Linked DNA regions of Homo sapiens: all the other regions are linked to region 1. A link is a loop called in an ENCODE intact Hi-C map of the cell type or tissue named here. Cell type or tissue: Caco-2. All regions are shown on one strand. Each heading gives the region's core, and the rest is flanking DNA. Links, peaks and the distances in the headings are about the cores only.

Region 1 (9,675 bases), core at 3,101-8,100:
GTAAAGCGGGGGACACCAGGACTGTGAGGAGCAGGGGGACGACTCTATAGAGAGCCCAGAGCAGCGTGAGCCGTGGGCCAGGGCTGCCTCCGGGCCGGACTCCCACGGTGGCTTCTAAGTTAGAAACATGCAGGAGACCACGTCGTTTCCTGCTGGGAACCTCCCGAGGCTCCTGGGGCCTCAGAGTGAGACCTGCACTCCTTTTCTCGAAGGCCGGGTGAGTTTCGGGGGCTGCAGTAACAGCCCCAGCGAAGGGCCGACACAGCTCACAGGTCACCTTACAGTTCTGGAGGCAGAGGACTGAACTGGGGCACCAGGAGCCAGCAGGAATGAGCTCCTTCCGGAGGCTTTAAGGCAAAATCCATGTCCCTGTCTTTCCCACCTGCATTTCCTTGGCTCAAGCCCTTGCTTGCAGCCCTCAGACCTCTACGCCCCTCCTCTGCCTCGGACCTCTACGCCCCTCCTCTGCCTCGGACCTCTACGCCCCTCCTCTGCCTCGGACCTCTACTCCCCTCCTCTGCCTCGGACCTCTACTCCCCTCCTCTGCCTCCGACCCTCCTGCCTCCTTCCTAGATGGCCCTGGTGATTATACTGGGCTCACCCGGATAATTCAGGCTCCTCTCCCATTCTAAGGTTCTGAACTCCTTTGCCAAGTAAGGTGACAGTCACAGACTTGGGGGATTAGGACATGGTTGTCACGGGGGCTGCCATCCAACCTGCCTGGAGGGCATTCCTGCTCGGAGGACCTCCTCCCGTGCGTGGTCTCCCCTGATGCTGGCTTTTGCCCCCATGGTCTCTGCTTCCCAAAGCTTTCCCTCCGCCTCAGCCCCAGCTGTCCTCCCCACTCTCAGGGTCCTGGCCCCAGGTCCTTTCCCCAGAGGCCAGCCTGGCTGCCGGGACTGCTCCCATGAGCTCCTTGTCAATGCAGTGTCTGTTGGCCTGCAATCCACCCTTTCCCCATAGACTGAAGTGGCACCCAGGCAGGACAGCCCCCCTCATCCCCGAGGAGTGCCAGGGTTGGGGCACGTGTGCCAAGGAGCCCAGACCTGCCCAGAGCCAGACCGGCTCCTCTTCCTGCCCCTGGGTCACGGCTGCCCTGAGTTCTCCAGGCTGGGGTGAGCTCCGCGTCTCAGCCGTGCTCGGGAGCAGGGCACTCAAAGCTTTTGTCACAGTTTTCTGTCTGTGGATTCATTCTTTCATCTGGTTTCTTGGGCTTTGACTTCATCCTAGCACTGGGACGCGGTGCAGCCAGACAGGGTCCTTCCCGACGCCACAGATACCACGGGTGAGACAGCCACGGAGGCACAGCCACACAGGCGTGGTCGCAAGCCAGCATGGTGTGTGTTTGGGAGCATTTGGCTGTCACAGGCTCTGACCTCGGCAGGGCCAGGGGCTTCCTGGGAACATGACTCTGAGCCGGGATCTGAGGATTAGCAGGTCCTGCCCAGTCGAGGGAGGGCGGGGCATGGTGAGCGGCCGAGCAAGGGCCCCGTGGCAGGAAGGAGCTGGACACACACAGAAAAATGCCAGGGGGTAGTAGGAGGGCATCGGGGTGGGGAGGCGGACCGTGTGGGTGATGCCAGGCTGGCCGGCGGGGATCGGGGTGCGCAGGACCTGCCAGGCTGCGACCCCAGGGCAGCGGAGGCACGGGAGGGGTGGAGGGGGAGGCACGGGAGGGGTGGAGGGGGAGGCACGGGAGGGGTGGAGGGGGAGGCACGGGAGGGGTGGGGGAGGCACGGGAGGGGTGGAGGGGGAGGCACGGGAGGGGTGGGGGGAGGCATGGGAGGAGTGGAGGGGGAGGCACGGGAGGGGTGGGGGAGGCACGGGAGGGTAGGGGAGGCACAGGAGGGGTGAGGGAGGCACCGGAGGGGTGGGGGCACAGGGTCTGCCTCTTGCACTTGAGTGCTCTTCCCCCCACCCCCAGGCCTGGACGTGGGCGGTGACGGCTTTTGCATGGGTCCTCCGGGCAGCAGGCAGGGCTTGCACAGGGGTATGGGGCTTGGGAGGGGCATGGTGCTGCCATCTGTCCAGAAGAGGGGTCTAGGGCGAGCAGAGCCCCCCGCCCCCCGAGTGCTAACAGCCTCCTGGGGAGGAGACTCTGTGCCCACAAGGGCCTGGACGCCTGGGCTCAGTCAAGTCCGCCCCTCATGGTGGGGCTTCCCAGGCTCTTGTGCCCTCGGTGTGCAGTGCCCACCTGATCCTTCGCTCGCCCAACCTCAGAGCCCCTGCTTCTCCCACAGACACTGATAACACTCATCTCGTGGCTGTCAACCCAGAAGGGATGCCTGCAGGTGGGGGCCAGCAATGAGGCCTTCGAAACCCCAATGCCATGACTCTGTGGGGGATTTGGCACAGAGGGTTTTATTGTATTGTCTTAAAAATTTAAAACCAATACCCATTTCCATTATTAAAAACTTTCAAGTTTGTTTGAAACAATTTGGGTGACAATATACTTTTTTACTCTACATTTTATTAAATCTAAATACAATCAAGGATTTCTGATAAAAATTTAGTGTCTGATTGAGATGGTCTATAAGTGTAAAACAAACACTAGATTTTAAAGACTTAGTAGAAAAAAGGGAGAGTAAAATCACTCTTTAATAATTCTTTAGGCCAGGCATGGTGGGTCATGCCTGTGATTCCAGCACTCTGGGAGGCCAAGGCAGGTGGATCACCTGAGGTCAGGAGTTCGAAACCAGCCTGGCCAACATGGCGAAACCCCATCTCTACTAAAAATACAAAAATTAGCTGGGCATGGGGTGGCACACGCCTGCAATCCCAGCTACTCGGGAGGCTGAGGCAGGAGAATCACTTGAACCCGGGAGGCAGAGGTTGCAGTGAGCCGAGATTGCGCCACTGTGCCCCAGCGTGGGTGACAGAGCGAGACTCCATCCCTCAAAATAATAATTCTTTGTATTGATTATCCAAGTGATAATATTATGGCTCTATTGGATTTAAATAAAAATAGTATTGGCTGGGTGCCGTGGCTCATGCCTGTAATCCCAGCACTTTGGGAGGCCGAGGCGGGCGGATCACCTGAGGTTGGGAATTCGAGACCAGCCTGACCAGCATGGAGAAACCCTGTCTCTACTAAAAATACAAAATTAGCTGGGCGTGGTGGCGCATACCTGTAATCCCAGCTACTTGGGAGGCTGAGGCAGGAGAATAGCTTGAACCTGGGAGCTAAAGTTTGCAGTGAACCGAGATTGTGCCATTACACTGCAGCTGGGGCAACAAGAGCGAAACTCCGTATCAAAAAATAAATAAATAAATAAAAAAGTATTAAAATTAATCTCATTTGTTTATTTTCCCTTTTGTCAGTATGGCTGCCAGCACAGGTAAACTTACATGCGTGGCTTTGCTACATTTTTACTGGACTCTGCTCTTCTAGATGCTCAGAACTCTTCGAAGCCTGCAGGTTTGAACACACCACCTAGCAGAAGCTCGGAAAGGGCGGCTTGCAGCCACACAGCTCCGCAGCTCCATTATCTGGTGCCCAGCAGGGGAGGGGGTGTGGCGTGTGAGTGGGCATGAGCGTGCACAGGTTTGTCGGCGTGTGTGTCTCTGTTTGGGGGGACTGTGTGTGGGTGTCCATGTCACTCTTCTGAGGCAGGGACAGTCTGGGCCGTGGTTCCTAGGATGGGACCAGAGGCCTCTCATCTCGCGCCGAAGAAACCCTGCAGATGAACAATCTGGTCTGGCATTTCAGAGACAGAGTGGCCCATCCCCCGACTGGCCCAGCATTTTGGGGATAGAGTGGGCTGTCTCCACTGACCCCCCGCTTTGTGGAAGGAAGCTCTGCTCACCAGCCAGGGGGCAAGAGGAGACGCTGCTCCCCGTGCAGAACCGGGGGCTGCTTTAGGTTCTTGGGTAGTGGGGCCCAGCCTGGAAGCTTCCTCTTTCTCTGGCCCCACAGTCAGCCCACACAGGATGGAGCCTTCAGGGAGGTCCCTGGTGGTCCTCCAGCCCTGGTGAGTCAGGAGCGTTGGGCGGGAAGGTCGGTCTGTGTGGCTGACCTGACACCTCCACCTGGGTGCATTTACCCGGGGGAGAGAATTCCTCCCCTCAGAGCCCCGGGGAGGGGCTGGGCTCTGGGGTTGCTGGCTGCTCCTGGCCTTAGCTGCCCGTGTCAAATGCCACATCCTGGGACCTCGTGATCTCAAAATTACTCAGACCTGGGACCCCCTTGTACAGGAAACGGCAGGTCATGTGGGGTCACCGGGGTTTCACAGTGAACTGTCATGGGGAACCAGAGTGGAAATATTTGCAAAGCCATCATTCTTTTCTTAGACAAAATCTCCCATCTTCTGCATGGGTGGGGCAGTTTTCCAAGGCATGACCTACGGATGTGGAGGGGGTTGGGGTTGTGACCTTTGGCTGGGGGCAGGTGGGGGTCAGGTGTGAGGCCAGACCTAGGCCTGGCCTCGAGTCTCTGCCCTATGCCATCTGTAAAATGGGCCCACGGATCCCTCCAGCCTCCTGGTCTCTGGGGGAGAAACAGACGAACCCTGTGGGGCTCTCAGGGCTGGCCGTGCAGGAGACAGGTCCTAGTGGGGCACAAACAGGAAGCCTGCCTGGGGTAGTGTCGGCTGAGGAGCCGCCACCCCTTCCTCCTCGTGTCTCACAGTGGGCCTGGCAGGCCGATTCGGGGCCTTCCCGGAGCTGCAGAGCCCTGGCATTGCTGAGTCACATCCGAGAACAGGAGGGTGGAGAACTCCCAGGCGGGGACAAGTGTCCTCAGGGTCTGCTGTCCCGCTGTGTGCCCGGAATGGCCTGACCCACCCACCTCCGGCTTCTCTCCCGGTTGTCACGTGAGACTGTGAGACCCCAAGGAGGCGCCAATGGCTTTTATTTCATCAAAATCTCGTGGATTTCAAGAAAGCAGAAGACCTGGGCCACTGTGGGTGTCACCCCTCCGGGTGCCCAAATTGGCTTTTCCTGGAGCCCCTTCCAGCGCCTCAGCTGGGCTCTGGAGTGACACGCAGAGTCACAGGTGCCCCAGGCTCACATCTTCATTGCTCAGTGATGTCTTGGCCCCAGGCAAGGCTGGGCCCCTAGGTGGCCTTGGGGCAGGGGACCCCACTGACCTCACTGACCACTGCCTCCTGGGATCATCCCAGTATGTGCTGGTGACTTCTGCATATGCTGCGGGCATTTTTCTATGCATAGACATATTATATTTTTGAAAATATAAGAAGGAATAAAAGGAAACACTCACCCAGATCCAGATCTCTGTAACTGCTGCATAAGCTGCCCCAGGCACTGTGGGGGCCCACCTGGTTCCTGCTGCCCATGAGGGAAGGAGGTCACCTGCAGGCCCACCTGGCCATTTGTCAGTCTTGGGGGCAGAAAGCCAACACCCTCGGGGTCTCATGAGAGCAGGGAGGGCCTCTAGCAAAGCCGCAGCTGACCACGGCCACACTTGTGTCCCTCGGGGCTGGCTGGGATCCGCAGCCACTGCGTTGCCCCATGGGAGGGAAAGACTCTTGCGGGCCCCGCTCCAGGGACGATGTCTCCATAACTCGGTGTAACTGGGAACCATTGAATCAGAGCACTTCTTTTTAAACGGTTTTCAGTCATGCTTGAGGGAAGGAGCCTGTTCTTCCACCGGTAGGTACAGCTGCCAAAGCTGACATCTCAGGGTCTTTTTTTAAAAAGTCTTTCTCGTAACTCTAATCAGTTCTGCATGCAGGAAGTCCAATTGGGCCTCACGTCACCACCAAATGCGTGGGGTTCCGGGAGGCACAGAGGCCCCAACAGCCCAATCCCTGCGTGGGGTCCACTCCTCTCCCTGCGGGTGTGGACCTGTGAAGTCCCCGGGGCCTTCCCACTGGCCTCCCAGGCAGTGCCTCTCCTGGCCATGAGAGGGCAGCCTCGCCCCTGCTGAGCCCAGGCACCCAGCGACCCCAGCTGGAATCTGCTGCTGTGTGGATGTCCGTCGGCCCCTGCTGGGAGCCCTCCTGGGACTCCTCGGAAACCAGCATCTCTGAGGAGGAACAGGAAGGTCTCTGATGAGCTATAGTCCCCACGGCCCTTGATGGGCACCCTGAGCAGGGTGGAGCAGCGGGGTGGATAGATTTGGGATCCCAGAACACTAAGGTGCAGGGAAGCTCAACTTCAGCATCTACCTGCAAGCTCCAGGTGCAGAGGTCAGAGGAGGCCCCCAGCACACGGGTAGGGGAGGCCCAGGTGCCTCTAATCAGTTCTGCATGCAGGAAGTCCAACTGGGCCTCACATCGCCACCAAATGCATGGGGATTACAGACGTGTGCCACCACGCCCTGCTAATTTTTGTATTTTTAGTAGAGACAGAGTTTTGCCATGTTGGCCAAGCTGGTCTCAAACTCCTGACCTCGGGTGATCTGCCTGCCTCAGCCTCCCAAAGTGCTGGGATTACAGGCTTCAGCCACCACCGCGCCTGGCCGGAAATACATTTTCTTTCCTTTTAAAAAACCAACACAAGTTCATTATAGAAGTTTAGAAAATAAGAATAAGTCAAGAGGCTGGAATAAAAGTTGCTTCTAATCCCACAGACCCTGAAAGATGGGGGCACTGGTTACCCAGGTGAATGAACAGCCTTACCACCATTTGAAACCATGACAGCATGTTTAGATTCTACTCATCACTTTGCCCCCTACCCACCAAAGGCCAGGACCCCTAACCCAGGAGGGCAGGAGAAGGGGGACTCCCTGACCAACTGGAATCTTGGGGGTAAGGGGCAAATGAAAGCATTGTTCATGCCTTTCAGAATGGGGACCCCTCCTCACTCTTACCCACCACGATCCCCAAGAGATCCAAGCCCAGCCCCAGGCAACGTGCCGGGTCGGCTGGTCGGTCTCTACTCTGCAGCCCCCATGATGTGACAGCGACCTGAGCCCGCACAGTGCTCAACATGTGATCGAGTGAAAGATCATAAAACACGCACCACGTTGGCTCATTTGACAGACATGTGCAGCATGAACATTATAAACACACTGGCGTGATGCAGATTCATGGCCTACACAGACAACAACATGCAGGAACATGTACACAGACAACAACACACAGAAACAACATGTACACAGACAACAACATGCAGAAACATGTACACAGACAACAACACACAGAAACAACATGTACACAGACAACGACACACCAAAACATGTACATGGACAACAACACACAGAAACACGTACATGCAACCGCTACCACCACCCACCATCTGAACTTTCATCATCCCAAACGGAGGCTCTGTCCCCATGAAACAGCAACTCCCTGCCACTCCTACCCCCACTCTACTTTCTGTCTCTACGCGTGTGGCCACTCTAGGAACCTCGTACGAGTGGAGGCACGCAGGACCTGTCTTTCTGTGTCTGCTTATTTCACTCAGCACAGTGTCCTCCGGGGCCGTGCAGTTCGTAGCCGGTGTTAGCAGTCCCTTCTTTTTTAAGGCTGAGTAATATTCCGTTGTGTGAATAGACCACATTTTGTTCATCCACCGAGGGGCGCTTGGTGGCTTCTACCTTTGGGCTACTGTGACTAAGGCTACTGGGAACACAGGTGTACAAGTGCAGAGCCAGCTTTCAGGTCTTCGGCCACATACCCGGTTTCCAGAAGCGGCACTGCTGAATCCCAAGGTGATTCTACTTTTGATTTTTGAGGACGTGCCACGCCGTTTGCCAGTTTGGCCTGTTCTGTGCTTCCGCTGGGCAGAGTCACTCAGTTCGCGTCGTGCGTGCCAGGCTGTCTCACGAGACGTTAGGTTGCGAGATGCATCCAGGTTGTTGAGCACAGCTGAGGCTGCTCCTTCACGGGGCCATAGTGCATGGCAGATCCCACAGTGTATTTACTCACACGAAATGGTTGGCAGGCGTCTGGGCTGCTTTCAGCTTGAGATAATTATGACCGGGCGCTGTCAACTCTCTAGCACACACATTTTGGGAACGACGTATGTGCTTCTGATGGACTCGGTGGTGCAGGGCGTGCACGTGCCTCAGCTGGATGTTCATAATCTCCATCCAAGCCAAATGCTCTTGGAAAGAGGCCGTGTCTGCTTGGTTGTATGCAGTAACAATAACAAGGTTAACAATGGCCACGCGCATTTATCGGACGCTTCCTTCGTGAGCGGTGACCCTATGATAACTCGTATGAACCTCACACCAGACACTACCATGTCCCACATTCGAGATTAGGATAAAACAATGAGGAGCCGTGGCTGCCCGGGTCCCATCGCCAGTGAGCGTAGAGCTCGCACTCAAACGCAGGCAGACGCCAGCAACTGCTGCACACAGTCTTCCTCCACGTCTGAAAGGTGGCTGAGCGAGGCCGGCCACGCTCCTGCACCTCTCCGTCACTCGCACGACCTTTTTAACAAATCAGTTTTAGCTGAAAAAAAAAATGGTGATGGCAGCTGCCCCTGCCACCCTGCTGCTTCTGCCTCCTCCGCTGCACCCAGGGCTCACTGGGTCTGGTGGCCACTGGCAGAGCGTGCAGCCTTCCCCGGGCTCTGCACTTGCTTGTGAGTCCCAGGATACCCCTCCCACAGGATGCTTCGAAATTACTGTGGAGAGCGATCCACGGGACAAAATCAGTGGGGATGGAAGGTGGTGAGTCAGCATGTTAGATAAGAAACTGACCCGCTTCTCTAGTAATCTCTTCTGATTGACAGCAAGAAAGTTCACATGGTCCCTCAGTTCCCCAGAGAGTGTTTTTGGGGAGAACCAGGACTCGCATGCCCTTCATCACCTACTTCTTTAATTCTTCACCTTCTTTCTTACAGAATAGTACACACGTGATGTTCACCATTTGTGCAACTCTCTTTTATTCTACGTGTCAGCCTAGCCTGGACACCATTCCATGTCAGTGAATAACATGTCAATGAATATTCTACAACACTTTCAGTGGCTGCGTGCCTTTCTACCATGATTTATTTAACTTTTGAGACCGTTTCCAGCTTTTCGTATTATATGTAATGACTGTTCTTCCATGCAAATTTTTGTGCAGAGACTCATCCTCTTAGGACACATTTTAATGAGTTTTATTGGGATTGGGTACATTGTTCCAGAATGCACCATTGCCCCCACCCCCATCCCCAAGAAGATGTGCCCATTTATTTCTGCTAGCAGGTATTTTCCCAATTCTTAGGCCAGAATTGGTTTTACAATTTAAAATGGTATTTGCTAGTTTGACAGAAGATAAATTGAATATCACGGATGCTTTCATTGCATTTCTTTGATTCAAGAGAAGTCAGGCATTTGTCATAAGCTTATTGGTTAGAGTGTAATTGGCAAATATGCCTGTTCACGTCTTTTGCCCATTTTTCTAGGGGTGGGCTTGTCTTTTAAAAACTATATTGCTTTATGAGAACACAATTAACTCTTTGTCTGTAATGTCTATTGAAAATATGTTCTCTTAGTTTGCCATTTGCTTTTAATTTTGGTTTATGGTATCTCTAACTATACAGATGCTTTTAATTTTCATGTAGTCAAATATATCAATCTTTTCCTTTGTGATGCTTGGAAAGGCCTCACTCATTTCAGGGCCATAAAATGATCTATATTCATTCCAGTTATTAAACTGTCAGTAGATTTAGGTACGTGGTGACATAAGACTTCTCATCTCCACTTCAAATAGCTCATTTCAATAATTGGTCGAGTGAGTAGAGATCACAGATGGAATATAATTATATGGTTTGAAA
Region 2 (9,372 bases), core at 4,175-9,174, 140 kb after region 1:
TTCCTCACGTCAACCCCACCACAGATTGGGAAACTGAGGCTCAGAAATGGCAGGACCTGACAAAGGCAACCCTGCCCACAAGCAACAGGGCAGGTCCTGATCCCAGGAACAGAGTCACATTCCAGCAGGGTCTGGCCGCCCACCAGAGCAGCCCCGAGAGGCCGCCCCTGGACTGTACTCGAAGCACCTGGCAGGCCTGGGGCCCTTACCCTTGAGATGCAACCATCGTCCCCGGAGATGGACAGCACCGCCCTCCTCCAGGGTCACAGACCTAGGCACAGAGCACGGAGTGGCTCCCCCAGGGTCCCAGAGCCCAAGAGGCAGGGCTGGGCTTGACCCCAGGTGGCCCCCAAGGGTCCCGCACATCTCACAGCCACTCCAAGGTGACACCCCACTGCCTGCTCAAAACTGCTCTGTGCAGCCCCCAAGCAATGGATGGCACCTGCAGGCAGGTATCCTGTGGTGTTGGGGGCAGCAGCTTCAGGCCGGGTCTCCAGCCACCCTCTCCAGAGGACCTGGGGGTCCTGCTGCCTGCAAAGTGCCCTGGAACACAAAGGCCCTGCTTGGTCCATCTGCCTCCACCTGCCCAGACCCTGGGCCTTCGGGACATCGCTCAGGACCGCTCTGGCCCCTCAGCATCAAGGTGTCAGTAGGCCTGGCCCCAGCTCCTGATCACTGGGAATGCCTGCCCTTTGCTCCACTCAACCAGGCCTCCACCTGCCATGGAGAAGTTTCCGTAAGGCCAGACCCGCCCACAGGTGGAGCGTTAGACATTCTTTTGCCCTCCGGGACCCTCACTGGGCACTGAGTCAGGGACTCAGAAGATGCAGGAAGGGCTCTCGTGGCCCATCTGGAGGTCAGTGCCCCAGCTGGCTGCCCACCTACGTGACCAGGCCACTCCAGGCTACTCACCCTCCCACCCTGAGCCTGACGAGGGTGAGGAGTGACGGCCAGACTGGGGCACGGGAACAGGCAGCAACGCGGCTGCTCCCACCGAGCACGGCAGCCATCGTCGCGTGGAAAAACAGCACCTTCCAGGCCTCTGTGAGCACACGTGCCCATGGGCGTACACGTAGAGGCATGTGTGCGAGTGTGTGGGTGCATCTGGATGTACACACGTAAGTACACACAGGTTTGTCATGAGCACTGGGTGGGTGCATAGGAATGTGTGTAGGTGTGCATGTGCACATGTATGTGCATTAAGTGTGGGGGCACAGAGGTATGCATGCATGTGAGCACGGGCCTGCATGTGTGCACATATATGAGCATATGCATGTGTGTGCACAGGTGTATGTGTGTGGCTGCACACAGGTGTGCATGTACAAGCTCAGCCCTTGCTATCCCCACTCCTTCGTTGCTGAAGGAGAGTGGCTTTCCCTCTTTGCTCAGGCCCAGCCAATGTGTGTCTGTTGCAGATCCTCAGAGCTTGGAGCCATGGCTGGCTCTAAGGTGCCTCTGCGTTCTCACTCCCTCAGACAGGTTTTTGCATAATCCGCAGGGCAGCTTCAGCCAGACCCTAGAAAAACGTTATTTCCCTTTTCAGATTATCTCTTTGAATCATCCATGAAATATTTCAGTCTCTATTATCAATGAGCTTTGTTCATGGTGGAAAATACAGAAATGCAAAAAAAGTTAAAGGATGAAAATAAAAGGCTTGCATCGTCCCAGCCCCTCAACTATCCTTTTTTTCTCTATACTTTTGGATGCTTTCCGAAGCCTTTTAACTCCCCTGGATTCACATCTCAGGTCCCCTCCCGCCCGCAGAGTGGGGCTGACTCTTTGACACTCACCAAAAGCTGAACATTGGGCAGACATAACTGGAATGTGACAAACTCTGCTCCTGGCCAGGAAACCCCACTGTCCTACTCAGAGGCGGACAGACGGCTGCAGGGCTCCTGGGCAGGAAGCGGCAATGCAGCCCACAGGCAGGCTGGGCACTCCCAGCTCCTCCACGCTGCTCCTCTGTGGACAGCCCAGCGCAGGACAGGTCCCCTTGACAGGGCTCCAAGACTGTCAGTGGCAGACGTCTCCAGGAAGACAGGAGAGAAAGAGGAACATGGGGTCAGGAGGCTGCGGGCTCCCCAGGCTCCTCTATGCGGGGGTTAGGAGCAGAGAAGGAATGAAGGAGCGGGCAGGCCAGAGGAGGGAGGGAGGGGAGGAGTGGAGAGATGTTGTTAAAGACGAGAGCAAAAGAGAAAGCAAAGGCGAGAATGCAGGGGGTGGGGGGTCCCAGGCACCAGCAAAGCCCTCCCCCAGCTGCCTGGGCCAGGCTATGAGCCTCCAGCCACCCGCTGGCTCTAAGAGTCTCGAGAGTAAATCCCGCCCCCACATCCTAAGGAGGTGGCGTTGCTGAGGTGGTGGCCGGGCTCCCGCAGACGGGGCCACAGTCTAGTCGTGCCCAGCCCAGCCCAGCTGACACCTCCCCCGGTCCCCGCATCTAGACCTGAAAGTGAGTTGAGTGCAGGCCCCATCATAAACGGCCACCCCACCGCACAGGGCCAAGGTCATCACCAGCCCTGTTTGCATCCCCAGGTAAGTCTGTCATGTGGGAGACCGAGGGTGCCGAGGGGGTGTGACAATGGGTGTCGCCAACTGCAGGGACACCAAAGCAGCTCACTAAGATGCCCTGCAGGCCCCTTGGCTTGCAGCCCTAACAGCCCAAACCTGCTTCCCCTCCCTGCCCCACGGAGGGCACGCCTGCGGTGGGTGGGGTTATCCCAGCACATGGCAGGACGTTTGAGAACGCTGCAGTCACGGGGACCTTGAGTGCAATGACCTCCTCCCCGAAAACAAACTCGCTTTGAGCTCCTCCCAGAAGACCCCCTGAGCAGTCCTCGGGGATCTGGCGGCGAGTGCCTGCCCTGCCGAATGCGGAGCCCGCGTTGCGAGGGGCTTTGAAAACAGATTCGGTTACACAGGCGATGTGGCCGAGAGCTGTTTTCCTTTCCCGCTCCCTTTTCTTGGCAGCCAGTTTGGGCCCGGCCGGCCGGGTCACCTACAGTGCAGGCTGTTTCCAAGGCCCAGCATCTTCCGTTGGCAGGACCTGGCTGCCACCTCTAACACGAAGCCTGCACAGAGGTCGGAGATGGTGCTGGTGGATGCGGGGTGCTGAGCTCTGTCCCCACCCCACAGACCCTCTGAGGGCTGCAGGCGCCTTAGACAAAAGGAACACCCACAGAGCAGGCGCCAGAAGGAGCTGACAGGAGGCTGCGGGGCCCACAGAGCAGCACTCAAGAGGCACGCAGCTGGGTTCAAATGCCAACTCCGCCCCTGCCCAGCTGTGGCCCGGGGACAGGTCACTTCTGTCCTGGCCTTGGCTTCTTCACCATGAAACGACACGGGAATCACCCACCTCACAGGACAGCTGTGAGCTTTCAAATGTCAGCTTGCTGGGCTGAGCCAGGCGCACAGGATGCTCCAGAAATGCCCAGACTGGAGTCAGGCAGAGGGGGGACACTGCCAACCTGTCCTTGCCCCTGGAGACTGACCCAGAGTGGCAACAGCCAAAGGGGCGGTGAGCCTGGCCTGCCCTTGGGCTATTGAGCTCAAAGGTTCCGCAGAAGGGGACACACACTGTGTCCAAAATGAATTCTTATACCCGTATGGTGCCCCCAGGCTCCCCAACCCCACCCAGTTGGGACCACCCCCAAGGCACCCACCTCCCGGGCCCCCCTCACCATTGATGAGCTCTGCAGTCCTTGGCCTTCGGGCGAATGGAGCCCCCTGTGTAGGAGAAGCCCTGGAATGCTACCCTGTGGGTCCCAAGGGGTGGCGAGGTCCTGAGGGTGCTGTGGGCCCAGTGGGCTCAGCTGATGCCCCGGGCCCCACAGCCCTGCCAGGGTGGAGACTGGGGGGAGGGGCAGTGCTGAAGGTGGGGAGAGGGCCATGAACTGGCTTTTCTCCCACTCTGGGGGCCCGGGGCATGCGGTTTACCTGAAATAACCAAGGAGAAAACAGACCTCCGCCCTGCGCTGACTGCCCTGCACTGACCACCCTGCTGGAAGCAGGCCTGCCCCTCCCTCTAACCTCCTGCCCGTCAGACCACAGGGAGCAGCACAAGGCCTCCCCCTTCCAGGCCCCAGCACAGCCCCCAGGCCTCCTTCCCTGCCCTGGGGTCTCTGGGGCCTTTCCCCACAACTTCTCATGGCCTCCCCACTTGCAGGGAGGGACAAGAGCCAAGGAACCCCAGGACTGGGATTGATAGGGGTCATCCCAGCCCCCTCCTCAGGCAACTCTGACAGCCCCCTTCTCAGAGGCACCCTCCCCCTGGCTGGACAGAGGGTGGCCTCGCCGGAGCTCAAAGCCTCAAGTGGGACCATCCCCGGTGCCCACATGTGGAGCATCCAGCACCTGCAGGCAGCGTACAAGGCGAGGACCCACCTGCCAGGGCTGCTCCTCAAGGGGGCCCTGCCCAGGACTGCTTCTGGGAAGGGCCCTCCCTGGGGCCGTTCCTGGGCAGAGAACAAGGCCCCTGGGGGAGGCCATGTACCCAGGACTCCACCCACAGGGGCCGTGTCTGAGGCGTCTCCTGGGAGCTGGTCCTTATCCTCCTGAACAATGAGACTGTTTTCTTTCCCTTGATAAGTATGTCTGAGTTAAGGGTTCCCAAGCTGGGGGCGGGCAGGATGGGGGTTATGTGGGCACTGCTAGGAAAATGACAGCAGGAAACGAAACCCAGAGCCTGATGGTTTGAGCCTTCCTCCCCCAACCCCAATGCCAGCCCCCCCAACACCTGCCCCCTCTCACCCCAGCCCCACCCAAACACCTGCCCCCTCTCACCCCAGCCACCCCCCAACACCTGCCCCCTCTCACCCCAGCCACCCCCCAACACCTGCCCCCTCTCAGCCCAGCCGCACCCCAGGCCACTCAGGCCCCCAGAAGCCCCTCACAGCCCAGGACTCATGGAACTTAACTCTGTATGGTCACCAGGGGGTTAACATGCCCACCCTCTTATCTCACTGGGGGTGGGGTCCCCGCCTTAGAGGTGTGTCTTCCCAGGCCAGCCATGGCAGGTCCCTGGGTCCCAGTGAACCAGGGAAGCCTTCAGGAGAGAGGGGTCACCCATGGCAGGGCCAGAAATTCCTTCCTGGTCTTTGTCACTTCCCCTGGCTCCCCGGCTCTCAGGGCCCTGGGCACACAGCTCAGAGCCTCCATCCCTGCACTGGGTTTTATCTCAGACAGCATTAGCCCAATGCCTGCTGCATGCCCATCCCGGGTCAGACGCCCTTAGTACCCAGTCCCACTAATGCCTCCCCAAAGCCACCGTGAGAGGCAGGCACTATCATCACCCCCACCTTACAGAAGAAGCAGCTCACCCAAGGCCACACAGCCCGGAGATGCCAACGCTGAGTCCCAAAGTTCTGACTGTGCCCGCTCGATGCCCTGACCCGCTGTTCCTGAAGCTGTTCTCCTGACTCAGCTTCTGCTAAGGTGACAAGACGGAGGCACACAGCCATCTGACCACACCGCACAATGAGGCACCAGGAAGGGGAGAGCAACGTAGGGGAAGGGACAGGAAGGGACCTGCAAGACGGGCCTTGAAGGATGTGTAGGAGTTTGGCAAGAAGAGAAGAGGGCAAAGGGCCCATTCAGGAAGCAGCATGGGCGGGGTCCAGGGGAGAAGAGGGCTTGCTGCTGGGTGGGGTAGCCTGGTGGACTGGGTCACCTGGCTCAGGGGCCACCTCCTTCCTGAGGGGCCCAGAGCACCGGGAGTGGAGAGCTGCACGGAAGCATGGTTCGTGGGGATCGAGGACGTCGGGGGCACCTGGGTTTTGAGGTTTGAGCCGAGACTCCTCACTTTTTGGCTCAAGTAGAAACAGGTCTGAGAGGGGGTCCAGATACTGTCACAGACAACCCCCACGGATGGGTGCCCACCCCCACCAGTCACTGTGGAGGCAGCTGGATCCACGTGGAAAACACGCCACCAGTGGCTTCTGCTGCTGCTGCAGAGCAGGTGAGCTTGTGACTCGCCTAGCAGGGCACCAAGTGACCAGAACAGCCCCGGACCCCCAGCCCTGTCCTGCCTTGTGTGGGGCGCCGCCTCGGAGGAGCCTTCGAAGGGTAAATTTTCCCTTCCCCGCCCTTCATGGAGGCCCAGGGTTTAATACAAATGTCCATTGTAGATATTTATTAACTCAAGAAAGCAACCAACCACTATCACTCAGAGACTCCCTTCTTTGTTTTAATTGGCTTGTTTAATTGCTAGCTGTGTGGCCTGGGGCAGGTTAGCTCACCTCTCTGCGCTCCATTTCTCCATCTGTATATAGGAATGATAATGTGATCTGTTGCATAAGACTGATGTGAGGACTAAATGGAAATGTCAGGACAAAGCACAGCACCCGGGCAATGTTGGTGTTTCCTATTCAAGAACTTTACAGATTTTATTGCAAGTAAAAAGCACGAATCCCTCCCCGATTCGTCCTGCAGGGTCCCAGGTTTGCTGTGGTTCTTTTCTTGTTCTCTAGACTTTTCTTGGGGTTAGCGGTGGCTCAGCCCCCAGCAGGTCACAAGTGTCCCTTTTTACTTCTCTTCGTTCTTGGTGCTCATGAGGGCTCGGTAACCCGGGCTTTGAGGGCAGAGGGGTCAGAGCTTGGGTCCAACCAGCTTTGCTGCGCTAGAGCCCTCTGCAGCCGCTTGGACTGCACTGCGCCCTCTCGCCCGCACCGAGGCCCCGGCACCTCTCCACCCCTTCGTGGAGTGCACTGCCATCCACAGACAAAGTCTGCACGTGTGGGGTCAAAGAGAGACCCTCGCGGAGACCCAGAGTGCCGGGAGAGCAGAAGGCAGGGGAGTCCACACAGGGCAAGCAGCAACCAGGCTTCTGAGGACAGGAAAGGAGGGAGCATCTGGTGGGAAGCTGGCGAGGAGGGGCTGGGAGCTGGTAAAGGGGTAACGGAAGGTCGCCTAGCTCCCTACCCCAATGGCAGCCGACCCCCACCCCAGCCTGCCGCGCTGCACCCTCTCCTGCACAGGCCTGAACCTGCTGCGGAACCGTCTGTGGGGTCCCAAGTCCACCACAGACCAGGGGCTTCAGCCTGCTGCCTTCCCAGACGCAGGGACCCTGGACGCCTCCACAAGCACCCTGAATCCTTATCTGCTGTGGGCGAAGAGGAAAGGCCAGGAATAAGGGCGCATGTGGGGCACCCCAGCTCTTCCCAGACGGACAGCGCCGGCTGTCCAGACCCCCGTGGGGGGGATCCAGTGACACCCACCCCGACGGCCCCACATCGCCGCCTTCCTGCCTTCCCAGGTCTTCACCCTTCACCAGCGTCCTCTCCGAGCCCTGACTGACAGGAGTTGAGGGCCCGTTTCTGCAAGGAAGAACTTTCATGCGGTGGCTCCCGCCTGTAATCCCAGCACTTTGGGAGGCTGAGGCGGGCGGATCATCTGAGGTCAGGAGCTCGATGAGACCAGCCTGACCAACATGGTGAAACCCCGTCTCTACTAAAAATACAAAAATTAGCCGGGTGTGGTGGCGGGTGCCTGTAGTCCTAGCTACTCAGGAAGCTGAGGCAGGAGAATCGCTTGAACCTGGGAGGCGGTGAGCTGAGATCGCGCCGCTGCACTCCAGCCTGGGAGACAGAGCGAGACTCCGCAAAAGGAAGGAAGGGAGGGAGGGAGGGAGGGAGGGAGGGAGGGAGGAAAGAAAGAAAGAAAGAAAGAAAGAAAGAAAGAAAGAAAGAAAGAAAGAAAGGAAGGAAGGAAGGAAGGAAGGAAGGAAGGAAGAAAGAAAAAAGAACTTTCATGGCCACCACGCCTGGGTCCACCCGGTGTGCTCCGAGAAAGAAAGAAAGAAAGAAAGAAAGAAAAGAAAGAAAGAAAGAAAGAAAGAAAGAAAGAAAGAAAGAAGGAAGGAAGGAAGGAAGGAAGGAAGGAAGGAAGGAAGGAAAGAAAGAAAGAAAGAAAGAAAGGAAGGAAGAAAGAAAAAAGAACTTTCATGGCCGCCAAGCCTGGGTCCACCCGGTGTGCTCCGAGAAAGAAAAAAGAAAGAAAGAAAGAAAAGAAAGAAAGAAAGAAAGAAAGAAAGAAAGAAAGAAAGAAAGAAAGAAAGAAAGAAAGAAAAAAAGAAAAAAAGAACTTTCATGGCCGCCAAGCCTGGGTCCACCCGGTGTGCTCCGAGCCCGCCGTTCCGTTTCCCGCAACCTGCGGAGCTGCTCCGCGGCAGCGGCGCCTCCATGCAGCCCTCACCGGGAGTGCGAGCGGGACACGGTTCCCTGACCTGGGTCGCCTCCTACCCACACGCATTTCTGGCGCCTGGAGGAAACTCTTCCCGAGTCCCCGAGAGCCGGCTGAGAGCCCCACCGGGGTTGGGGCCTTCGAGCCTGGCACCCAGATCGGGCCTTAGAGGCTGGACCCTGCCCACCTCCCACTGGGACCCCGAGCCTTGTGGCCCCGCTTGCTCAGAAACCGAGGAAATCGCGGGGCTCCCGCCAGTGCACCCCGTCCCAGTCCAGCGACCCGAGCCGGCCGTCCCTATGGAAGCCGGTTCCCTGCACCGAGCCCCGGGTGCGGCCACGCAACGAGGGGGCCCACGGGGTTCCACCGCCGCGTGTCCATCGGTGAGCGGGGCCGGGATCACCGACTCAGCCACCAGACACGGAGCCCGTCTTTAGGCCAGCCTTCGGCGGGGGCCGGGGCAGGGAGGCAGAGGGCTCGGGACTCGCACAAACTTGGAGAAGTCTCTGCGCCCGACTCCCCGGGGCCCACGAAGCCCTCGGCCCGCCCGTCTAGCTGCACTGGTCCGGGCTCCGCGCTGGCCGCCCCGTGTCGTGCGTCCTTGTCGCCAAGCCCCGCGAGCAGGGCCTGCCAGGGTCACGTGGCTCTACGGCCGGAGCCCCAGCGCTGACCCTGCGGGGAAGAAGGGGCGGGCGCGGGGAGGGAAGGGGCGGCGCGGCGGGGGCGGGCCGGGGCGGCGCGGAGGGGGCTGCGGAGCCTCAGCGGCCCGGGCTTCCAGTCTTCGGCCCGCCGGTCGCCGACCCACCGCCACCGCCGTGCCCTGCCGCCCTCCCTGCCCGCTGGTGAGTGCTCCAGCCCGGGCTGCAGCCGCGCGCCCCTCCCCACCCGGCCCCTCCCAGCGCGGCGGGGCCCCGCTCTCCAGGCCCTGCGTCCTGCGGCCGCGCCAGGCCCGTCCTTCCCAGGCCCCCACCGAGCTCACCCCGGGGACCTCCGAAGCCCGGTCGGGGAGGAGGTGGGCTCGGCGTTGTGACTGCCCCGGGGATGACGCGCTGGCCTCTCCCATCCCCGCGGTTCCTCTCCCTCGGGTTCGGGGACCCGCCCCGCGAACGTCCCGGGCTGGGGACTGGGAAGCGCTGCCCGAAGCGGCGGCACCTGCCCGGCATAAGCTCGGGCGCTGGCGGAGGGCGCAGAGCTCCC
Region 3 (9,675 bases), core at 2,438-7,437, 190 kb after region 1:
GGTCTGGGGGACTCGGCCCCACATGTGGTTGCATGGCTCAGGCCAGGACCTCGCCCCTGACACCCCAGGCATCCATGGTGCCATCCACGGTGCCATCCACGGTGCCTTCCACTGCCCCTTCACTTGCTCCTTTTCCAAGGGTCATTCAAGCCGATCTGTCACATAAAAATTTAAACCTGCACCAGAGGAAATTGTCATCCGACAAGGAGCATGTGGCAAGCCAGGAGGATTTCCTTCTGGAAAGGGCTTGGGTGAGACCGAGTCCTCTGGGTGTCCCCATCCACGCTCCCTGATCATGCCCCAAAACAGGAGGGCCTGGGCTTCCTGGAGGCCCTGTTCCTGCCATGTGTCCCACTGCCGAGCCATGCAACTGTTTGGACAACCCCAATGCCCTCGTCCTCTATCTCGGCTTTCCAAACCCTTCCCAAGGAGGAAGCTTCTAACTGAGCCGAAGGTTCACACAGAGGCTGCCAGAGCTGGCCAAGTTCATCAAAGCCAGGCGGCCCCTCCCCCGCCATGTCCCCATCCAGGACTCTGGCTCGGGCGGTGACGGATACTTCAGTCTCCCTTCCCACATCCTCATCATTTAACTTTCTTTTAGGCCATAAAATTCTGACTTTTAATATTTTCAACTCTAGTTTCTCATAAAACAACAATATTAGTATTTCTTTAAAGACACATAGACCATTAATGTATCTTTATGATGTGCGTGGGATCTGTGATGTATGGACCGTGCCTCCCCGACACCAGGCTCCTGGCCACAAGGCACAGGTTATGACATCTCGATCTGACACAGTCTCCGTGTGCTGCAGGACGACGCGGTTTTATTATCTGTGACGTGCCAGCAGACAGCCCAGCTCAGTCCGGGGATCGCTCCCATCACAGACACCTCCTTGTCCCTGCTCCGGCCTGCCCTCCAAAATCACGGATCAAGTTATCCCGACCGACAGAGATTTATGGTCCCATTTTACTCTCGTTAAATTCCCACAGCTCAAGGAAGCTGAGGCCACTCCGTGCAGACGCCCGGTCTGGGAGCGCTGCCACAACTGTTTCTAGCCAGGGAACAAAGTCAGCAGAGAGGAAGTCCAGAAGCACTGGCCAGGCTCGAGGTGGCCATCGCTGCCCCGTGGCAGCCCCTGCCAGCCTGAGCCATCATCCCTCCTCTGTCCGGCCCGTCTGCCAAGGCTGGCACTGCCCTGGAAAATGGTGACAAAATAAGAACCATCTCAGGAGTGTCGCTAGGACCCTCAGTGAGTGGCACAGCCCTGGGCCCTGGCACAGAACCCCTCTCATTTAACCCACACCCTCCAGGAGAGAGGCACCAAGGCAGCCCCACTGTCTCAAAAAGGAAGCTGAGGTCAGAGGTCAAAATGGCCCGGGGTACCCGCTGGTTCACCCCCAGGCACCTCTGCCCCCTCCCCGGAGCCTCCACCCCACACATCCCAGGCAAGAGCCCAACCAGGACTTGGCCTGGGAAGACCCCTCCCAGCCATCCCCCCAGTTCCACACACAGGGTCCCCATTCCACAGGTACCCTCATTTTCATAATATTTAACAAAGGTATAGGAACAAATAGTTTAGCCAGAGTAAAAGGCTTCTGTCGGCTCTTTAGGAAACACAGCCCTCCCCTAAACCACTCCCCAGTTCTCACCAAGCAGGGCCCATCCCGTCTCAGCCCAGAGGAACCTTTAGGCTTTGCCTCTTAGCACTTGAGTTTTCTGGGTAAGACACAACCCACCAGGGCCAGGCACGGTGGCTCACACCTGTAATCCCAGCACTTTGGGAGGCCGAGGCGGGAGGATCGCTTGAGCCCAGGAGTTCAAAATCAGCTTGGGCAGAAAAGAGAGACCCCCATCTCTACAAAACATTTTTAAAAATTTAGCCAAGCATGGTGGCGTGTACCTATGGTCCCAGCTACTCAGGAGGCTGAGGTAGGAAGATAACTTGAGCCCAGGGGTTCAAGGCTGCAGCAAGCTATGGTCTTACCACTGCACTTCAGCCTGAGCAACAGAGCAAGACCCTGCCTCAGAGAAAAAGAAAGGAAGAAATGTTTATGAAGTACCACCATATGCCAGGGGCCAAGACAGCAATGAACGGGCAAACACTTCCTGTCTCAAGAAGGTAGCACCCTGAAGACCCCTGAGCCAATACACAGTTTCTACCCAAGACTTGCATCTTACAGGCCTGTTGGGAAAAGGCCTGACCTACCTACAGTCATGGAGGGCTTCCCTGCAGAGGGGTGCTTGGATGCCCAAGAGCTGGCTGGGAGAGGGAGGGGAGCAGCCACAGGGGACTCCAGTCCGTTGGGGATCTGTGGGCCGGTCCAGGAGGGATCAGACCCTAAGGCTCTGAGGAGGCTGATGGCTGTCCTCACCTCGGTGGCAGATGAAGGTCTCAGGGAGGGGTCCACTCACCCCAGCCTGGGCCCCGTGTGCTGCTGTGTCCTATCTTTAGAGCAATCTGATGAGGCGGAGGCATAGGCAAACCCTTACAGGACAGAGGCCGGAGACGGGCACCATGCCCAGGTCTCCCTACCAGGCCCATTCTCCGGCCACACCTTGGGACCCTGGAGCCGATTCCACCCCACACTCTCACAGCCCCAAGAGTAAGGGACTCGCCTGCCTCACCCTAATCCTGTCTTTATATAAAACTTGGTTATTTGGTTCATTGTGAATTTTTCCCATTAATTTAGACTTCTTAAAAATACTACAGTGGCTGGGCGCGGTGGCTCACACCTGTAATCCCAACACTTTAGGAGGCCAAGGCAGGTAGATTACCTGAGGTCAGGAGTTCAAGACCAGCCTGACTAATATGGTGAAACGCCGTCTCTACTAAAAATACAAAAATTAGCTGGGCGTGGTAGCGCATGCCTATAGTCTTAGCTACTCCGGAGGCTGAGACAGGAGAATCACTTGAATCCTGGAGGCAGAGGTTGCAGTAAGCCGAGATCGTGCCACTGCACTCCAGCCTGGGCAACAAGAGCGAAACTCTGTCTCAAAAAAGTAAACGAAAGTTAAACTTAGGGTTACCATAAGCCCCATCAATTGCACTCCTAGATACACACCCAAGAGGACTGAGGACAAGTGTTCAACCAAAATCTCGCACACGCATGTTCACAGCAGGACTATTCACACCAGTGGAAATGTGAGACCACCAAGTGTCCGTCAGTTGATGACTGTGGTCCAGCCGTGCACTGGAATATTATTCAGCTTCAGCCAGGAACAGGAGCGAGACCCAGCTGAATCTTCGAAATATCGTGCTCAGAGAAACAGGCCAGACACGAAGAGCCAAATGCTGTTTGATTCTATTTTTATGAAATGTCCAGAATAAGCAAATCCATAGAGACAGTGACTGCTGCCAGGTACAAGGCTTTCTTGGAGGTGATGAAAATGTTTTGGAATCCGATCACGATGATGGCGGCACAAACTTGTGAATGTACGAATGACACGGAGCGGTTCACCTTAAGAGGGCTGACACTCAGGCAGGTGCTTACATAGAGAAGCATCCAGCAGGAAGCATGCTCACCCCAAGCAGCGGCTCACCTGGGGAGGGGATGAGACGCGACAATAAAAGGAGACTTTGGTCTTATTTGTCATGTTTAGTGCTTCGCAGGAGGGGGCAGGGGGCATCCTTGCAGTTCTTGTATTAGCAAAAAGTAATTTTTAAAAGAGGGTGCCTACGTTATCTTAAGTGAAACAACTCGGACAGAAAGACAAATACTGCAGGTTCTCACTCACAAGGCGAAGCTAAGTCACGTGTGCTCATGGAGCAGAGTGTGGACAGACGGACAACGGGGCCTCGCAGGGTGGAGGGAAGGGAGGATGGGTGGCTGCTCGGGGGTGCCGTGTGCATTGCACCCTCGACCGATGCACAGAAGGCCCTGACTTCACACAGTACAACGTCTCAATGCAGCATCATCGTACTTAAACCCCATGAAGCTATACAAATAAAAATCATGAGAACATAAAATAGGGTGACTAGCAGTGAGACCATGTGGAGGAAAGACGGGGGGCTTGATCCTTCCCCCCACCAAGAAAGCCTCCGCCCTCCCAAGTGCCCAGGCAGGGCCCACATCTGCACCCCTCCTGCCCAGTGCAGCCTGGCCCCATGGGCACACAGCACCCGCCATCAGGATGCCCCCCAGCCGGGCCAGCAAGGGCTTGTCTGCAGGGAGGGTGGGGATGGGCCCCGGTTGTCACAGAAGGCAGTCCCATTCCTGCAGGGCCGTGCTAATAGGTGACCCATTTATCTGGGGGCCAGGGCTGCAGGGCTGGCCTGACCTGGCCACTGCACTGGCCACCCCACCCTTTATCTATCGCTCCAGTAACACAAATACCAGGCAGCAGGGCCGGCTTTTAAAGGTGCGTTTTACAGCGAGATGCCTTTGAAGCTTATCTCCCACCCCTCCCAGCTCAGAGATAAAAGGCTGCCTCACCTCTGGGGTGGGGCATTGGGCCCCCATCTGGCCTAGGAAGCAGGTGTAGGGGGCCATGAAGAGCCCTCTTGGTCCCTCACCCCAGGCCCAGCAGCCCCAGCCCCTCAGGTGCAGGTGGGGGTGGCTGCCAGGGCTGGGAGGCCACACACACACTTGGGGCCTCATTCCTCAGCTGTATAATGGGGCGATGGAGCAGCCCCCACGCTGAAACCTGGCCACGGTTTGCCAGCAGCGTGTTGAGGCCTTGCTGCCTCATTCTGCAATGCTTCCTGCGAGCCCGGACGCCGGTGCCTGGGTGTCCATCACACCCCCCAGCTCCTGGCTGATCAGGATTCAACAGACATCGGCTGAATGAATGAACAGGTGAGTGGTACCAGGAGAGGAACCCCTTTCACCCTCATCAGCCCTGCAAGGGACAAGTAAACTGAGACTCAGACAGTGCCCTCTGTGTGCCCGATTCTCACAGCCAAAAGCCCCGTAAATGTGTGAGTCACGTTCTTGGCCATCCATGTGCCCAGAGCCTGGACAGGGCCTGGTGGGCAGCCAGGAAATGGGTCTTGGATGGTTGCATGAATGAACAAAGGGGCACACAAACCCACGGCTGCAGAAGGACGCCGACCTCCAGCGACATTCGACCTCCTCCTCCTCTCCCAGCCTTCCCTCCTTCTCTGCCCACAGTGCAGGTGCAGTGCCAGGGGGCCGACGATGTTGCCTGGAGTTCAGGGTAGGAGGCTGCTGGCCTGGGGTTGCCACCTTCTCCCTGGGGACCCAGCCACAGGCACAACCTGCACGGGCACCTCTGTCCTGTATCACCAAGGCCTGGACATGGCGGGGTGGGGTCCCTGGCCAATGAGCCAGGGCAGGCAGGCACGAAAACTGGCTCAGTCCAGGAGGTCGCTTGGCTTTGCTCAGGGAGGAACTCAAGGTCGAGCCGGTGGTGTTAGACAGCAGCTTTGATTGAAACAGCCATGCATGGCAGATGCAGAGGGACCCCTCCTTGTGAGGCAGGGCTCCCCACAGGCAGTGAGCCCAGAGCTCACATTCATACCTGGAGGCTGCAAGTTCAAAATCAAGGCACCAACTTGTTCCACGTCCGGAGAGGACTCACTTCCCGGTTCATAGACGGCACCATCTCGGGTCCTCACATGGTGGAAGGGGCAAGGGACCTCCCTGGAGCCGCTTGTAGAAGGACACTGATCCCCCAGCAGAGCTGCAGCCTCACGAACTTGCCATCTCCCAGAAGCCCCGCCTCCTAACATCATTGCCTGGGGCGTTAGGATTTCAACGAGAATCTGGGGTAGACACAAAAAACATCCAGACCACAGCACAAAGCAGCTACACATGTCCACGCACACATGTGCACACACACACGTGCAACACATGCACACACAGGCACACACATGTAAGACATGCACACACATTCGTATCCCCACACACACACACACACACACGTGCACACAGTCCCCACACAGGCACACACAAAACACACGCCAGCAGCAAGCAGACCCCACTCACAAAGGGCCCAGCCAGGAACAGGGAGGTGGCCGGAGGAGGGGCCTCCACGAAGTTCCCAGGCCAGCCAGAGCTGGAGTGGCCCATGCTGACCACAACCCCCTCCCAAGAGCCTGGTCCTGAGTGGGAGGGCATCGTGGGGCCAGAGATGACCCAGCCCTCATCCCAAACCCAGAGCTGGCCACCAGCCACCAGCAGGGGCCCTGCCAGGGAGCAGGAAGTCCGTCCTCCCCTCGCGGCAGCGGCTACAGGCCAGGCTCCCAGGCTTCCTCCTCTGAGCCCCGTGCATTCCTGGGGTACTCGGGTGCGCTGGGGATCATGGCCCCAAGGACTCGGGAACCCCCGCTCTGCTTCCGTGCAGAGCTAAGACAGGCTGAGGATGAGGCAGAGGCGGAGGTGGAGGCGGGGAGGAGGGAGTGGGGAGGGGTCGTGGGTAGGACACAGGGGGCAAGGCATGAGGGGGTCAGGGCTGTACCCCGCAGCCACAGTGTTGCTGTCCAGGGAACACACACGAGACCACAGTGTGAGGCTGCTCCAGCACCTGGGCCGTGCCACCCGGGGCCAGGCCAGCCCCCAGCCTATTTGCCCCCCTGGGCTCCACCTGGCCGGGGGCACCCAGCCTACCTGGAGACTGGAGAAGCCCACTCACAAGCACTCACAGACCCCGGGCAGACTGCGCAGACCAGAGGCCCAGCATGCGCCCAGTCCCCCTCAAGCAGAAGGCCTGCTTCCCCAGGCAGGGCGGGGCAGGCTGGGCGGGTCGCTTCCCATAGCAGCTGCTGGATTTCTGTCCACTGGGTTCTGGCAGGGACAGCTCTTGAGCTTATTATCCCCAATTTACAGACAGGGAAACCGAGGCCAGAAAGGGGACTGTCACCTACCTATGGTCAGCCCACGGTGAGCTGAGCTGTGAACAGCAGGAAGGACCACTCTGTGTCAGAGGCCCTACCACCTGTCCCGAGGTGGCGAGACAGCACATTTGCTCACTCCCACCTGCAGCCCCCGACCCAGGCACCCCTGCAAGCCCCCCACCCTTCCCCGCCCGGGCCCTCCGTGTCACAGGCACCAAACTGGATTCTCAGTGCTAACCAGCTTGGCTCCTGCAGCCCAGCCTCACAGTGATTATGAGGAAACAATCCCAACTCTATGTGGCTTCAGACCCAACCTGTCCGGCCACTTTCTGCGAGATGGCAGAACCCGCCTGGCGGCTCAGGGCAGTCTCTGCCTCCTTTCTGCTCCTGGCTGGGAGAATCGAAAACCTGTCAAGCGGGTTTGGCCAAAATCCTGTCTTGTTGCCTGTGCAGGTTCACAGCCCGCTCACTTCTCTCTCCCTGTGAAGAGCGTGGGGGACTCCGCGCAGAGGTCGACAGAGGTTGAGGCAGGGCCAGGAGCCATGTGAGTACCCGGGACCCCGGGGCCAGGCCACCCAAGTAGCCGGGTGAGCTGGGATCCCTGGCTGGGGTGCTCACCAGGGAGGCTGGAGGCCCAGCTTGGACTCCTGCGAGGAGAGCCGCGGGGGTGGGTGGGACTGGACGTCTTCCCTAAGGGGTGGCACAAGGCTGCTCCTGGTCCAGGGACCTAGCAACGGAGAGAGCTCAGTGGGCGTTCCTGGCAGGAGCTGGGTGCAAAGAGGCCAGGCCTAGTCTGGCACCAGGGCCCAGGAAGTGTCCATGGTCTGCTGAGGGGCTTGGGGCATCAGGGACAGGCTGGTGGCCTCGCCCTCCACCCTGGGCCTGTCCCGCCCCACCATCCAGGTTCACAAGAGGATAAGCGGGCGCAGCCACAGGGGTGAGGGTGGTGCAGGGGTGCAGCACCCGCAGCTGGGCACTGAGCAGGGGACTCCTCTGCCGCTGTGTCTGTGGGGAAGCAGCCACAAAGGCGGGCCTTGCTCAACCCCCTCCCCCACGGGCCAGGCCTCAGGGAGCCAGCCGGCAGGGCAGGAGAGCAGCCCGGCCCACCTCCACCTCCGGGAGGGAGTCAGGTTGCAGGGCTGCTGTGCCTGAGCTGCAGGGACACCTCGGCTGGCTCCTCTGTTTATGTGTACACACGAGTGCACGGGCGCACGCGCGTGTGGGGTACACGAGTGCATGTGCACACACAACATGCGTGTGCAGCTGTCCCGGGGGCCCTGCGGCGGTGTGTGCACAGGAGCCTGGGTCAGGGCTCACCACCAACATCTGTTCTACAGTCACAGAAACTGAGGCACGGCCAGACAAGCGACCTGGCCGAAGTCTCCATGGGAGAGGCTTTGCCCATTACCACAGAGGGTGGGAGGAGACTCTGAGGCCATGTCCAGGTCCAAATCTTGCTCCACCTGCTCATCTCTGATCTGCTTCAAGCCTCAGTGTCCAAACCTGTAGAATGAGACAATCAGCACTTCCTCCAAGGCCAGGTGGGCCCCGGCCACATGCATGTGCCCAACCTAGCTATGCAGTGGGTGTTCCACAGGGGCAGCCAGGAGGTGGACAGGGGCAGGGGAATCCCTTGGGGAGAAGCGGGTCAAGGTGCAGAGGGCACCACTCTGAGCTTGGCTTCCTCAGCAAAGCTGCAGGATGGTTTCAGTGCCCATGCAAGTGGGAAAAAGCCTGGTGTGGTGCTTGACACAGAACAGTATGTGATCAACAGCAGCCACTGCCACTGCCACTGCTAATGCCACTGCCACTGCCGCTGCCGCTGCTTCCACTGCCACTGTCACCACTGCCACTGCTACTGCTACCACTGCCACTGCCACTGCTAATGCCACTGCCACTGCCGCTGCCGCTGCTACTTCCACTGCCACTGTCACCACTGCCACTGCTACTGCTACCACTGCCACTGCCACTGCTAATGCCACTGCCGCTGCCACTGCCACTGCCACTCCCACTGCCACTGCTACTGCCACTGCCACTGCTATGCCACTCCCACTGCCACTGCTACTGCTACTGTCACTGCCACTGCTATGCCACTGCCACTGCTATGCCACTGCCACTGCCACTGCTACTGCTGTGGCCATCACCGTTGCTCCTGGATAGGTGGGCAGTCAGTCAGATGGACATACAGACAGCCCAGGCCTCAGAGACGGAGGGTACCAGTGTCCAGCTCCGCACTCCTGCCCCAAAGAGCCTGCTGGGGGTCGGTGGCTGGGGTGGAGAGCAGCCGGCCTGGCAGACGTCCTTGGAGCACTGGTGCCCAGGCGGCTTCTCTGGTTGAGTGCCCTCGGAGAGGCGGGGAGCCCAGTGATGCCCCGGATGCCTCCTGCTCAGACAGCAGAGGAGCTCAGGGGGCCCGGCCTCCCAGAGGACAGGGTAAGAACAGGCATCACTGTGGGTTTTGGCACTCGGCCGGACAATGTCCAGTCCTGCCAGGGCCACAGCTGGGCCTGTGATTCCCTGGCCTGTGTGTGGGAGGCAGGTGGCATCTCCCCTGGGTGTAGCCACAGAGATGCCGTGAGCCCATTGGAGTCCGTAGTGAGCAGCCGTCCAAGGATGAGTGTCATCACCGTCAGAAGCCGGACCTCTGCCCTGAGCGTGGGGAGGGCTGCGTCCTCCTGCACAAGGCCTTTGTGGCAATGAGACTTGACCTTGTCCAAGCACAGAGGGTCCTGCCGTCAGCACTGCTGGACACCTGGGGTCCCACATGAGGGAGGCGCAGGTCATGAGGGAGGCGCAGGTGAATCGGGGTCTCCCTCGGCTGCTCACTGAGCGCTCCTGTCTACGGAGCTCCTGGCCACACAGGCATTACCTGTGAGGA

What was found. A loop is a pair of places that touch in the nucleus more often than their neighbours do. Peaks named below come from ENCODE experiments on the same cell type or tissue, not always from the same donor. Only the 100,000 strongest peaks of a DNase experiment are listed, where the experiment ranks them.
Region 2: it touches region 1 in a loop (16-fold over the local background); 2 of 110 quality-filtered maps call a loop at or near these places.
Region 3: a loop joins it to region 1, with 5 times the contacts of the local background. A loop is called at or near these places in 5 of 110 quality-filtered maps.

What each region holds. Positions count from the first base shown.
Region 1 is chr20:62,613,219-62,622,893 of GRCh38, reverse strand. No RefSeq gene overlaps it. Among named protein-coding and RNA genes, the nearest start is that of LINC02970, 15 kb to the right of the region's middle. RefSeq lists enhancers at 4,223-4,272, 5,940-6,089. In Caco-2, for the core only: CTCF peaks have their summits at 5,643 and 5,855 (motif pointing right); a DNase peak (open chromatin) is centred at 5,883.
Region 2 is chr20:62,475,575-62,484,946 of GRCh38, reverse strand. It overlaps GATA5 (GATA binding protein 5), which reads left to right and starts at 8,952. Exons shown (of 7, transcript NM_080473.5): 1 at 8,952-9,017. It overlaps LOC105372711 (a long non-coding RNA gene), which reads right to left and starts at 4,495. Exons shown (of 4, transcript XR_007067706.1): 1 at 3,678-4,495; 2 at 1,791-2,027. RefSeq lists an enhancer at 1-423. In Caco-2, for the core only: a CTCF peak has its summit at 6,635; DNase peaks (open chromatin) are centred at 4,474, 4,982 and 6,625.
Region 3 is chr20:62,425,126-62,434,800 of GRCh38, reverse strand. RBBP8NL (RBBP8 N-terminal like) reads left to right here and starts at 7,262. Exons shown (of 14, transcript NM_080833.3): 1 at 7,262-7,341. LOC105372710 (a long non-coding RNA gene) reads right to left here and starts at 6,971. Exons shown (of 4, transcript NR_187662.1): 1 at 6,828-6,971; 2 at 5,483-5,726; 3 at 3,737-3,937; 4 at 3,292-3,541. RefSeq lists a silencer at 7,754-8,048 and an enhancer at 7,663-8,422. In Caco-2, for the core only: a CTCF peak has its summit at 7,181; DNase peaks (open chromatin) are centred at 3,560, 4,320, 5,669 and 7,160; H3K4me3 peaks cover 1,677 bases.